Regions from separate parts of the Homo sapiens genome. Here all the other regions are linked to region 1. A link is a contact called in ENCODE Hi-C or POLR2A ChIA-PET data. All regions are on one chromosome and are shown on one strand. The core of a region is the stretch at or near the end of the contact, and the rest is flanking DNA. Distances in the headings are between cores, read along the strand shown. Region 1 holds the start of PPP2R2D (protein phosphatase 2 regulatory subunit Bdelta). Region 2 overlaps HTRA1 (HtrA serine peptidase 1). Region 3 holds the start of ABRAXAS2 (abraxas 2, BRISC complex subunit). Region 4 holds the start of FANK1 (fibronectin type III and ankyrin repeat domains 1).

What was found. Hi-C counts contacts between places; a loop is a spot of excess contacts on that map. ChIA-PET counts read pairs that join two places held with the same protein, here RNA polymerase II (POLR2A). Pooled maps may share reads with other maps.
Region 2: POLR2A ChIA-PET joins it to region 1 with 11 read pairs in RWPE1. The contact joins the enhancer-like site here to the promoter of PPP2R2D in region 1. POLR2A ChIA-PET finds 5 or more read pairs at or near these places in 2 of 52 experiments (RWPE1 and activated CD4-positive, alpha-beta T cell).
Region 3: a loop to region 1 is called in a pooled map, with 5 times the contacts of the local background. The contact joins the promoter of ABRAXAS2 here to the promoter of PPP2R2D in region 1. A Hi-C loop is called at or near these places in 5 of 50 pooled maps. POLR2A ChIA-PET finds 5 or more read pairs at or near these places in 2 of 52 experiments (GM10248 and GM12878).
Region 4: a map with no recorded cell type shows a loop between it and region 1 (15-fold over the local background). The contact joins the promoter of FANK1 here to the promoter of PPP2R2D in region 1. A Hi-C loop is called at or near these places in 3 of 37 single-sample maps with no recorded cell type and 6 of 50 pooled maps.

Annotation. Positions count from the first base shown.
Region 1 is chr10:131,899,258-131,902,475 of GRCh38, forward strand. It overlaps PPP2R2D (protein phosphatase 2 regulatory subunit Bdelta), which reads left to right and starts at 1,751. Exons shown (of 9, transcript NM_018461.5): 1 at 1,751-1,898; 2 at 1,981-2,073. The coding sequence starts at 1,892. RefSeq lists an enhancer at 1,011-1,110 and silencers at 1,351-1,860, 1,931-2,330, 2,511-2,560.
Region 2 is chr10:122,497,998-122,501,215 of GRCh38, forward strand. All of the region lies in intron 3 of HTRA1 (HtrA serine peptidase 1), which reads left to right. Among named protein-coding and RNA genes, the nearest start is that of HTRA1, 38 kb to the left of the region's middle. Within about 2 kb of position 1,607, at least 11 of the 41 ENCODE cell types and tissues checked have a DNase peak (open chromatin) inside an H3K27ac peak, as active enhancers do.
Region 3 is chr10:124,800,061-124,803,278 of GRCh38, forward strand. ABRAXAS2 (abraxas 2, BRISC complex subunit) reads left to right here and starts at 1,759. Exons shown (of 9, transcript NM_032182.4): 1 at 1,759-1,841. The coding sequence starts at 1,770. RefSeq lists enhancers at 1,358-1,912, 1,585-1,854, 1,913-2,466 and a silencer at 1,955-2,034.
Region 4 is chr10:125,895,047-125,898,264 of GRCh38, forward strand. FANK1 (fibronectin type III and ankyrin repeat domains 1) reads left to right here and starts at 1,518. Exons shown (of 11, transcript NM_145235.5): 1 at 1,518-1,609. The coding sequence starts at 1,597. It also overlaps a transcript of DHX32 not described here. RefSeq lists silencers at 1,023-1,102, 1,323-1,402, 1,563-1,702, 1,794-2,088.

The DNA of each region.
Region 1 (3,218 bases), core at 501-3,000:
TCCTCATCCCCATGCCTGGTCAGCCCAGCTGGCCACCTGATTGGTCTCCCTGCTTCCCCTCTTTGGGTCCCCACAAGCTATTCTCAGCAGAGCATCCAAAAGCCCAAGTCCATCACGATCGTCTTCTGTTCATGAGCCCATCTCATTCAGAGTCCAAGTCCCCTAAATGGCCTGCCCACTGTCCATCCTCCTCCACTTACCTCCCTGCCTTGACTCCAACCCCTGGCCTCCCCTCCACTCACTCTGCACCCACGCAGCTTCTGGCTGCCTCCTGCCCATGCCAGGCATGGCCCTCCTTCCTGTCCTGGCACTTGGTGGTCTCCCCTTCCTGGCCAAGCTTTCCTAGACGTCTGCATGGTTTGCTCTTTATCCTTGAGTCTTCTCCAGTCACCCCGTGCAAGACTCCAACTCTCCCCATACACATTTCCTTCTTCCCTGATTTTTCTCTCCAGCTCCGACTTATTATGTATTTATTTCCTTATTGTCTGTCTCCCCCACTGAAAGGTAAGCTCTACCAGGGCTGAGATTTCTCTGCTCTGTTAACCTCTCACCCCCAGGGCTGTGGAGTGTGCCGCACGTGGCAGGAGCTGTCAATAAATAATATTAATGGAGTGGACGAATGTTCCTGATTTGCAGCGACTGTCTTTTAGTGGTGCAATACCATCAGTGCCCACCGCAGCTACCCTGAAAGAAGTTCTGATTCCGGACATCAATCCCATAGGGACAGTCCCCCTGATGATAGCTCGACTTCAGATTTTTCAACTTTACGACGGGTAGATTGGGTATTAGATGCATTTTTGACTTAGGAAGGGCTTATTTGCGGGGAGGGTAGCCCCACTGTAAGTCGAGGAGCACCCATGATCGCTCAGTATGCCAGAGAAAACCACCCGCAAATGAAACGATCGGCCCTGTTTCCCTAAGACTGCACTGGGAGCTCCAAGAACCCCTAAGGTAGCCATCTGGTGAGCAACGGTGCGCTCCGAAAGGGAGGTGGACAGGATTGGGAGACCGAGGCCGGCAGATGGCTCGAGCCCAGGAGTTCGAGACCAGCCTGAGCAACATAGACCCCCGTCTCTACAAAAAATTTAAAAATCAGCGAGCCTGGCGGCGCGTGCCTGTGCTCGCAGCTACTTCCGAGGCTGAAGCAGTAGGATGGATTGAGCCCAGGAGGTCGAGGCTTTTAGGGAGTCGAGATCGCGCCCCCGCACTCCAGCCCGGGGAACAGAGCGAGACTCCGCGTCGGGGGCAGTGGGCGGGAGGCAGCGCTCAGGTACGGCGCGCTCAGGTGAGGCCGGCCCACATGCCCGCCCACCGCCGCCAAGCGCGTCCTCCATTGGCGGTTCCACGGAGAACCCACGTTTCCATTGGCCGATGCGGGATGGGGGCGTGTCCGGCCAAGCGGCGCCCTGAAGGCGTGTCCGGCCGCAGCTTAGGCTCTCCGGGAGTCCCCGGAGAGTAGGGGCGGCCGGCGGCGCTAGTCTTCTGGGGAGCGCCGGGTGCACACCGGACCACTGCGGGAGGCCTAGGGCCGAGGGCCGAGGAGCTGGCCTGCGCCCGGCGACCCCGGCTTCCCTCCGCAGTCGCCCAGGCGTCCCTTCCCCCCTACAGCCGAGCGGCGCCGGGCGCAGGCGCATTGGGCGCCCCCGGCAGCCCCCGCGGCCCGCCCCGTCCGCTGCCCGTCCGAGGAGGCGGAGGGCGATGACGTCATCGAGCGGGGCGACGGGCATTGGGCGCCATTTTGAAAAGGGAAAAAAATCCCTCCCCGGCGGCGGCGGCGGCGGCGGCGGCGCCGGCGGTGGTGGCGGCCCCGGGGCTGAGCGCTCGGCTGCAGCGGCGCGGAGGCCGTCTCCCTGGTCTGCCGCGGTCCCCGCCCGTCCCGCCGCCGGCTGCCATGGCAGGTGAGGGGTCTGCGCGGGCCGGCGGGGACCACGGGGGCGGGCGGGGGCCGCGGCCGGCCTGACCGCCCCGTTGTGTTTGCAGGAGCCGGAGGCGGCGGCTGCCCCGCGGGCGGCAACGACTTCCAGTGGTGCTTCTCGCAGGTCAAGGGGGCCATCGACGAGGACGTGGCCGAAGGTGAGCCCCGCGCCGCGCCCCGCCCCGGGACCCTCGCGGACAGCTCCCAGCCCGGCCGCGCGCGGCCTCCGGGCCCCAAGCGTCCGTGGAAGGCAGGCAGGAGGATGGGGGCCGGGCGGGGCAGGGGCCAGGGGCCGAGCTGGGGGCCGTGATCGGGGGGCGGCCGTCCTCTGTCCGCTGTCCCGGCCCGCGGGGCACGGGCGGAGGCGTCGGGCCCGCGGCGGGACTTATGTAAGTCACCAAGGTCACGGGCGGCCGGGTCCTCCGAACCCAGCGCCTGGGGCTGCCTCCTGCCCGGGGCGGAACCGAAGCCCGGGGCTGCCTCCTGCCTGGGGCGGAACTGAGGAGACCGCGGCGGAGCCGGGGACGGGAACGGAGTCCATATCGTGCGCTCGGGCAGCGCGGCACAATGGCCCAGAGGCTGGGAACGCGCCTAGGGCTGGGTCGGGGCCTCGGCCCCCACCAGGCTCTGCGTTTCATCGGCGGTGCGCTCTTGAGCGAGCTGGTTGCCTCGGCTCCCTGATTCTTAAGGTCTGCTTTCTGCGGTTCTAAAATCCTTGAATTTTACTGTGAGGTACTGCTACTTTCTCTACTGATATATTTTAAGGTCTCTATTCCAGATTTTAGTCTTGAACTTCATGGTATTACTTGAAGTTCACTGGTCTTTTCCTTAAATCATACTCTCAAATTGGCCCAGGCACAAAGTTTTAGGGTGGTGGGAGGGAACTGGGAAGTGCCTCCCACCCCAGCTTCCCATGAAGCTTACCTGTCACCTTAAAGTTAAAAAGCTATGTAGCTTTCCTTTTTCACCGTTGAATGGAGAACTTGGTCGAGTCTTAGAAGTTTGATTAATATTTCAGATTCAGAGTCATAGTGACTTTTTTGTTGTTGTTCATACATCTTACTGAACATTGTAAACCTTTAACCTTTTCTTAAAAATGATTGGTGTTTGCACCAAATACACCTTCCCTGCCTCAAGTTACTAAAAGCCCCTTGTCAGACGTCCTGTTCACTTCCCTCCATCTCGGCCCCCCCAACCCCGTGAACTTTTACTCCCTCTTCCCTACCCTGTACCTCTCCCTGGCAGTGTCTGGTTTGGCACATGACCCCTGAGGACATCTGGAGATTCTGCGCCCCCTGGGACA
Region 2 (3,218 bases), core at 357-2,856, 9.4 Mb before region 1:
ATTTTGTGGTTTAAACACTGAAGAGTAAGGGAATATTGGAAATGGCAAACATCTGATATAGTGTAAAGGAGACTAAATATTTTGATGGTGTTCATAAACACCGAGGAGGAAAGTCTTTTCATTTTTTTCATTTGTGTGCTCTCTCTTTCTCTGTTTTTGCACACTGTCCTCTGTTCTCCTTCTCCTTCTCTTTTTCCTTTTTTCTCCCTTCATCTCCCCATTTATCTGATCTCTCCCACCTGAACCCCTTCTACCCTGCTGCCCTCCTGTCCATTCTACCTTCTCTACTCCCCTCCCTAGACAGTAGTAATCACATGTCAGTTGGAGAAACATGATGGCAACTTGGTCACACCGTTCTTCTCAGTCTGTATATGTCGGTGATCTCAGTGCCCATCTGGCAGATCCTTCCTGCCCTGGCTCTTCTGCTCACTGCGACCACCCTTGACTTTGTGATCACTGATAACCTTCACCTTCTCTAATCTAAATCCCAAGCTTCTCACTCTTGGTCCACCACCTCCCAGCCTTGTCCGTTCTGAACCCTGAACGGAAGCTGAATGGAACCCTGAACGGAAGGGTTCTGAAGCTGTTCAGAACCCTGAATGGAAGCTGAAATATCAATGGGCCATTGCTTTTCACAGTCCTCTGTGAAAGATTACTGGCCAAGCCAGCATCTGGAGAATTCCTGGTCCACCACCTCCCTGTCTGGAGAAGCTGGAACAGCCAGCTGCATGAGCATGTGACCCGTGTACTCACAGGCCCTGTGCCCTGAGCTCGCTGTTTTAATTTTATCTTTGAATTTGTATTTTTGTGAATAAAGCCCTATGAGCTAATGGAGCATGCTCAGGGAACTTGGGGCTTTAGCTCAGGCTGGATTCCTCCTGCTGCCTCCCCAGTCCCTGGTCCCCTGAGAACTCCAGCCCCATCTGACCTTCCCTTCCCTGTCTCTATGCAGGGGTCATTGCTACCCTCTATCCCTGGAAAGGATGTAGGCACAGGGCAGTTCTAGGTTCCAGCTTGGGCACCGCTTAACATCTTGGTGGTGCAGGGATCAGGCTGATGATACCGTGGTTGTTCTGTGGGCTACTGGGCAGGGTCAAGCCACTCCCACCCTGATCCAGGTACCTAATGCACCCGACACAGAAGCGGCAGTGTCCTTGGGGTCATCCATTATCCATGTGTTGGAGGAGTGGGACCCTAGGGAAGATGCTTGGCTCGACTTCCCCACCCCTAGCCAGGGCACAATCAGAGGTCCAGGGGCTGGTGGGCACAATGCCAAGTCGTGAGGCCTCCAGTGTCTGCGCTCACTGTCCCATAAATAACCACAGTAATAACTAGCAAATCAAAAACATTGTGATAGGTCGAGAGAGACAGCATGTGGAAGAAAGGAAAAAGCTTTCTATTTTAGTACCTTTAACAGTGCTTTCTGTATGCTTTATGAACAAGGAGCCTGCATTTTTATTTTGCACTGGGCTCTGCTAATTTTGTAGCTGGTCCTGCCCCCTAGTAGCTCAAGTCAGCAAATCTTTGGTTCATCTGAGTCCACAGTCCGCTGACCCGCCCTTTTTCACAGTTCCTCCCCTGCCCATGTGCTCACTTCCCTCCTTACCCAGCTTGGCGCACTCCCTCAAGCAAGTCTTTGGATGCTGACATCCCCCGTAAACAACCCTTCTGCGGCCTGGTTTGATTTTCCTTAGGAGACATGCAAGTTCTATAGCACTGTTTCTTGCTGGGTATGGAGGATGTGCTATTTTGTCCATTGCATATTTTTTAAAGAAAATGAAAGGTTAGCATAACTGTTTCCAGAAGGCACATTGAATCACTCAGTTGAGTCCCAGCCAGTTGCTGCAATGTTAGCCTTTGAAGCAAACTTGAACCAACACAGGACCAGCCTAGAAGTCCCAGCCTCCAGAAATGATGCAGTGGATTCTGCAGATTCAGCAACAACAATATTTTTGTAACTCAAGAGCACTTAGTAATTTTCAAAGGAGAGAAAGAAGTAATTGACTTGGCTTATTAGGTTGAAAAAGAGTTGCCAACTTTTTCTTTGGTTTTGATGTTATTGGTTTTTTTTTATTTTTCTTTTCTCCAAGCTTCAGGGAATGAGATTGAATGAGCACTCAAGTGCTACTAGGCAGAACCCTGAATGGAAGGAAGCTGAAATACCGATGGGTCATTGCTTTTCACAGTCCTCTATGAAAGATTACTGGCCAAGCCAGCATCTGGAGAATTCTAGGAACGCCCCCTCCTCTTGCAGCAGTATAAGTTTGCGGGGATCATCTGACCCCATTGGGGAGTTGTATGAAAAAGGGGATTTATTGGGGACCCTGTTGCCTGTTTGGATCTTACTTACATTTAACTATTGTCTGCTAATGGATTTTTTGGAAAGCAACCAGGTTTTCCGTAAAGAATAGCTAATTGTCAGAGCTGAGATGACCATTGGAGATCACTGGGCTCAACTCCCTAATTTTAGAGGTGCTAAAACCGCAATCCAGAGAAGCTAATCAAGTGGTTCAAGGTTGTAGACTGAGTTCATATAGGACCAAGACCCAGCCCAGATGTCCTACTGTCTGGGACAGTGTTCTCTCAGCATACGTGGAGCCTGAGGGGGTAATGTGTGTGCGTGTGTGTGCATGTATGCATATACACATAGGTGTTTTGCCTAAGTTTTCACTTCTGCCCCACCTTGGTTGATCTTGGAGAATGAGCCTGAGGCGCGCTGTCAACCTGGGGGCCTCATTCAGCACAGGCCCAACTTTTCTGCCCTGGGGGAGTTCCAGCAGTTATGGTTCATCTGTGGTTCAGTTATGGAACTCACACCACACATAGTGCCCCCAAAACCGAGGCTGCGTGCACAGACCTCCCCTCCCTTCCCGTGGTGGGCCCCTGCTTGGGTTCTTCCTAAACTTCCCCTTTGCCCTGCTCTGTGTTATACCCTCTCTGGTCCCCTGTCCCTGTGGAGTGATCCGGGGCACAAGGGCAGCTGTTTCCCCGCTGACCTCTGTGTGCCCTGAGCATCTGGGAGGTGGGGAGCAGGCTGGTGAGAAGAACACCTGGAGTGGAGGTTGGGGTCAGGGAGGGTCCCAGTCCCGGTACCACCCCCACCTGCTGTGGGACCTGCAGTCCCCTCATCAGCAGAACGGCTATGAAGCCATCCTGCCCATCCACAGGGTGGTGGGTCGTGAAGGCTGCATACCTGGCAGAGCGGGAGAAGCTCTGGG
Region 3 (3,218 bases), core at 509-3,008, 7.1 Mb before region 1:
ACGCTACAGTCTCAACTCTGCAGCCAAAGTGATTGTGTTATCTGTTATCAAATTATGTCACTACTATACCAAACTGTTTATTTGCCTGAATTTCCTCCATCCTTTCATCCTTGAGCTTGTAAATGTTGCCTTTTTTCTTTTCCTTTTTTTTTTCTTTGAGACAGAGCCAGAGCGCAGTGGCACAATCTCGGCTCACTGCAATCTCTGTCTCCCGGGTTCAAGCGATTCTCATGCCTCAGCCTCCTGAGTAGCTGAGATTACAGGCATGCACCAGAATGCCCGGCTAGTTTTTGTATTTTCAATAGAGATGGGCAGAGGGGAGTGGGCAGGGTCTCACCATGTTGGCCAGGCTGGTCTTGAACTCCTTGTCAGGCCTCTGAGCCCAAGCTAAGCCATCATATCCCCTGTGGCCTGCACGTATACATCCAGATGGCCTGAAGTAACTGAAGAATCACAAAAGAAGTGAAAATGACCGGTTCCTGCCTTAACTGATGACATTACCTTGTGAAATTCCTTCTCCTGGCTTAGAAGCTCCCCGACTGAGCACCTTGTAACCCCCGCCCCTTCCCACCAGAGAACAACCCCCTTTGACTGTAATTTTCCACTACCTACCCAAATCCTATAAATCGGCCCCACCCCTATCTCCCTTGCTGACTCTCTTTTCGGACTCAGCCCGCCTGCACCCAGTTGAAATAAACAGCCTTGTTGCTCACACAAAGCCTGTTTGGTGGTCTCTTCACACAAACGCGCATAACACTCCTGACCTCAGGTTAACACTCCCCACACACGCCCCCCCCTCCCAAAGTGCTGGGATTACAGGCATGAGCCACCGCGCCCGGCCTCAAATGTTGGCTTTTTGTTTTGTTTTGTTTTTGAGACGGAGTCTTGGTCTGTCACCCAGGCTGGAGTGCAGTGGCGCGATCTCGGCTCACTGCAAGCTCCGCCTTCCAGGTTCACGCCATTCTCCTGCCTCAGCCTCCTGAGTAGCTGGGACTACAGGAGCCCGCCACCACGTCCGGCTAATTTTTTGTATTTTTAGTAGAGACGGGGTTTCACCGTGTAAGCCAGGATGGTCTCAAACTCCTGACCTCGTGATCCGCCCACCTCGGCCTCCCAAAGTGCTGGGATTACAGGCGCGAGCCACCACGCTCAGCCTAAATGTTGGCCTTTTTTTTTTTTTTTTTTTTTTTTTTTTGAGACGAAGCTTCGCTCTTGCTGCCCAGGCTGGAGTGCAATGGCACGATCTCGACTCACCGCAACCTCCGCCTCCCGGGTTCAAGCCATTCCCCTCCCTCAGCCTCCCGAGTAGCTGAGATTACAGGCATGTGCCACCACGCCCGGCTAGTTTTTGTATTTTCAATATAGACAGGGTTTCTCCATGTTGGTCAGGCTGGTCTCGAACTCCTGACCTCAGGTGATCCGCCCGCCTCGGCCTCCCAAAGTGCTGGGATTACAGGCGTGAGCCACTGCGCCCGGCTAGAATGTTGTCTTTTAATACTAAGGTTTCACTTGCAAAGGGAAAGAACTGTTTGCGGAACTATCAACCGCTGTCTGAGGCGTGTCGGGAGCGACACCCCTGCGGAGGATACGGTGCCGGGGTCCTTCCGATCGCAAAAACCGGCGTTCCTCAGCCTTCAAGACTGTGAGCGCTCAGGGCCCTCGGCCGCTGCCCGCCGCAGACTCCACTTCCCATGATGCCAAGGGGTCGGGCCGTCCGGAAGGCCGTGTGCCCTCCGCGGGGCATGATGGGGTAGCTGGAGATTTCCATCATGGCGGCGTCCATTTCGGGCTACACCTTCAGTGCTGTGTGTTTCCACAGCGCCAACAGCAACGCGGACCACGTAGGTGCCGGGCCCCCTGCCGCGCCCGCTGGGGGCTTTCAGCCTCTGTCTCAGGCCGGCGCTCGCGGCCAAGCCGGGACCTCATGCGGCTCGCCCCCTGGGCACCAGGGCCGGCCGGAGGAGCTGGTGACCCGGGCGGCTCCCGCCCCCGGTGAGCTCTTGCCTCTGGGGGCTCCTTCGCCCCTGGGACAGGCCCCCTGGCTTCGCGCTCTCAGCCGCTCGGCCGTCCCGGCACAGCCGTCTCCCGTGCAGCAAAACTGTCCCACCTGGCCTCCTGCAGTGTCAGGAGTCGCTCGGTGGAAACCGAGCGCCTGCCCCTCCCTGAAAGTCAGGCTTCTAGACTTAAGAGGGGCGCACGGGGTCGGGAAGGAATCTAAAGGCCGGGCGTTTAGTCCAGTAGGCGAGGTACTCAGCCCCGCCCGCCGGTCTCGCAGGTTGTCGTGGGGGTGCTGCGAGTGAAACCGTGGCTGTCACTACTGATACTTGTTAGACACGGTTGTGTGTTTTCTTCGCCCTGATGCAAAATGGAGAATGTATACAGGAGCGTTCGGTGCAGGGTCTATTTTGTATTTCCTTGAAGTTGCGTGTTTAGTTCTTTGTGACTAGTTCTTTCACTAGTCACAGTGAAATAGGGAAGTGACAGGCCCACTACTGAGTGATGGGAAATGCATAGGCTGTGAGCCCACAGGAGGAGCAGATCCTGTCTGTTTCAGTGTCTTTATTTTACAAATTGTCTTTTAACGTCATTGGCCTCTGATTGGAAATGCTTTGTGAAACTAGATCACTTCTCTCTTAAAGGAGGTATATAATTTGGCCACCAAATTGGGGGATTATTTTAAGTGATGTTAATAGTGAATGATTCAAACTCATTAAACCTATGTGTGGGGTTTTTGGTTGTCATTACAAAGCAAAATGGTACACTGCAGAAGGAGGAACTGCATTTGGTTTGATGTCAGCAATCTTAGCTTCCATTAATAAAAACTGATTTCACAGGGAGGTGATTCCATTAGTAAATTGAATGCAATTAAATTATTGTACCTTTCATCTCTTCAGTGTTGATGGTAGAACTTAATGATAGGAATAGGAATATATACATCATGGGTTTTTCCAGAAGCAGCTTTGAAGACTATGGCCTAGGGTACTACAACCAGCTATTTAATAATGTAATATAGTTCCATATGTAAGGGTTTGTGATACCCCTAGTGTCCATGGACTATTAAAAATGGGTCCTTTATTTCTTGAATGCCTACTAATATCACAGTTTATGTATATGGCAAGATTACTGTAAGAACAAGCAGCTACCTGTTGAAAAAAATTAATTCAAGAGATATCCCTTAATATCTACTCTGCAAGGCGTGGTGCTTGACTTCATAGAAA
Region 4 (3,218 bases), core at 268-2,767, 6.0 Mb before region 1:
TCACGCTGCTTGTCAATATCCACACATAAACCTTCTTGTTTTGACAATTAATCTGAAAAAGTCCCCATATAGTCTGAGAGGGGGAAAACCTAATTTGGAAGAATATAATAAATGTCAGTTTCCATCACAGAATATATGCTTCTCAAGTTCAATTAACCTCTCAATGATTCCCTAAGAGGAAAGTAATTCTCCTTAGTGTCCTTGTCATCCATGGAGTGGAAATCTTTCTACTGGCAAGATTAGTAATCACTTCCATGACCCCCAAAACGGCTCTTCCTTCCATTTCCCTCAAGTACTGTCTGGAGCAGCGGTTGGAATTAATAGAGGGGCCATAATCTCCAGACCTGAATACCAAATCAATCCTGCAGCCCCCCACACCCTTAATGCCCCTGCACTTTCTTGCTTATCCTTTTTCTCTCGTCTCCATTTTTCTTTCCTCCTTCTGGTGTTCCGGAACCTATGATACTCTCCTGGTTGTTTGAATTTTTACAACCTACCAGATAATAATCTCTTGTGATCCTCAAAGCTTCCTTAAAGCAAACCCTGAATCACTGTGTTTTAAAACCAGTATGAAAGACTATTGTGTGGGATAATGTTACATTGTTTCACAGCCCTACAAAGTTTGGCCACAAAACGTGTGGGCAGATTCCGTAACTCAACCGGAAACGCGAAGGACTGAAACAAATCAACACACAAAAAACGAAGCCAGCGAGAAAGATCCAACCCGGGCCCCCTGCCTGAAATGGGACACGGGGATGACGGGGCAAAGCCGGGCAAAACCGTGCTCCTGGCTCTCGCGATTCAGGAGACGCGCCAGGCTCACTGGGGACGACAGCGACGACGGCGGCGGCTCGCATTGCTCCACGCTTCCCGTCAGGGGGGCTCGAGGGACCGCCCCAGGCCCGGCCCATGCCCGGGCTCGGAGGGAGCCCCTGGTGCGAGGGCTGCCCGCAGGGCTCCGTCCTCCCGCTGAGGCGCGGCTCCCGGAGCAGGAGGCGCGGAGGCCGCCCTCGGCGTTTCGGAGTCGGGGCGGGGAACGTCCACGGCCAACTGCGGGCAGGGGACCCCCAGGCGGCTACAACAGGTGCGCCGGGGCCGCCCACCCGGCTCGGGGCGCGCCCGCCCCTGCGCCGACCCCCGACCCCTTCCGCCGCCGGGGCCCCGCTGTTACCTGCAGCGGCGGCTCCCGATTCCCGGGAGGGCGGCCCAGGGCCGGCGCCTTACCCGCGGGCAGGCCCACTCGCCCGACGGACGCCGCGGGTCGGCGACAGCGGGGACCGCGGGTCGGCGACGTCGGGGCACAGGTCCTGCGGGGCCGCGGGGGCCGCCAGGGAGGGCGCGACCGCCTGACCGGGCTTCAGGAGCAGTGTCCTCAGCCGGTGACCTGGCCGCTACCCTCGCTCAGTGTCCCCGGCGACGCGCGGGTCCTCACGCGCTCCCTCACTTCCTGCGGCTTTTGGTCCCTCCCGCTCGCCGTCCCTTTAGTTCTGCCCACTTCGCCTCCGGGTTGTCAGGGCAACCGTAGCGACGCCGGCCCTGGCTGAGAGGCGTTAGGAGTCCGGGGGTTCGCCCGCGGAGGCCGGGGAGCAGCCGACCATGGAGCCCCAGAGTAAGGGAGGCCCGGGCTGGAGCTGGGACCGGGGCGGGCGACCGGGCTGGGGCTCCCCGGGAACGAGTGTGGGCGCCCCGCGCGCGACTCCGCAGGTTTCAACGCTCGGACACGGAAATACGGTTTGCGTCTCCTCGCGCTTTTCTCTCCTGGAGAGGGGAGAAGGGGGCTACATCCTGCCAAGTCTGTATGGTTGGGCCGCCGGCGCCCTAGAGTCCGCGCTGGGGGCTGGGAGCGACTGGAGAGCCCCGAGGTATGGGTGGGGAAGGGCGCAGCGACCCCAGCGTGCGTCTTCCTGAAACTTCGCCCGGACGGTTCCATTTACTCCTCCTCCTACTCATGATTTTAGTTTGGTAGTTTGGTTCATTAATTGTAAGTAGCCCATTTTTCTTCTAAAATGTCAGCAATTAAACACGTCCGAGGCTGGGTCTTGTATTTATTAGAGACCCCGTCTTACTCCCCGCCCCCCGCCCCACACCCCTAGTCTGCGACTTGAAGGAGAGAGAGAGAAAAGAAGAGCTTTGTCCAAGTGTATTTGATTCATTCTTAGGGGTTCTACAAGTTAGGACACTCAAAAAATGTTTGTAATCTCTTTTTCTGTTTTCCCATGTTGCTTTCGATGTATGGCAAAAGTTGTGCAGTTTTGAGTTATCAGATCTAAACACGAGCTCTAACTTACTATTTTTGTTGTTGTTTTTACCTTTCCAGGGACTTTGTTTCAAGGCCTTTCTTTCTCTGCCCCGCCTAAGCTGTCTTATTGTTCCTTTTGTTCTCAAAATAAGGGGAGTGTTTTGTATGGAGACTTAAAATTTATCTAAAACCTTTATAGAAGGATGCAGTTTGACTCTCAAACCAAGTCGTCTTATCTTGTACAATTTCAGAAATGAAGAACTCAGACCAAATCTATTCTCTGGGGAAAATGTTGGCATTTTTAAAGGTCATTCGTTTTCCACCAAGAAAGTTTCAAATACTTTTCCTTTTAACTCATTTGCTGAGGAGAAAGCTTGCAAGTTGTGACTTATAGTTGCTTGATAGATTTTGTACAGTATTTGTCATTTGCATTTACAGCTCTTTGGATTCTACATTTTTTTAACCTAGTAAAAGAAATTTAGCATACAAGAACGCTAAAATTTTTGTTTTATGTCAAACTGATGGCAGGCTGTGTATATTCCCGCCTTAGAGAAGTGAGTTGAAATATACCTTTTAAAAACAGCAACTTGGCCTGGCCCGGTGGCTCACGCCTGTAATCCCAGCACTTTGGGAGGCTGAGGCAGGCGGATCACGAGGTCAGGAGATTGAGACCATCTTGGCCAGCATAGTGAAACCCATCTCTACTAAAATACAAAAAAAAAAAAAAAAAAAAAAAAAAAAAAAAAAAAGCCAGGTGTGGTGGCGCGTGCCTGGAGTCCTAGCTATTTGGGACGCTGAGGCCGAGGCAGGGGAATCGCTTGAACCCGGGAGGCGGAGGTTGCAGTGAGGCCAGATTGCACCGCTGCACTCCAGCCTGGTGACAGAGCGAGACTCCATCTCGAAAAAACAAAAAAAAGAACTTTATTTCTTCAGATTTATGTTACTGTTTTCATGTGTAAACTATAATTTCAAGTTCTTC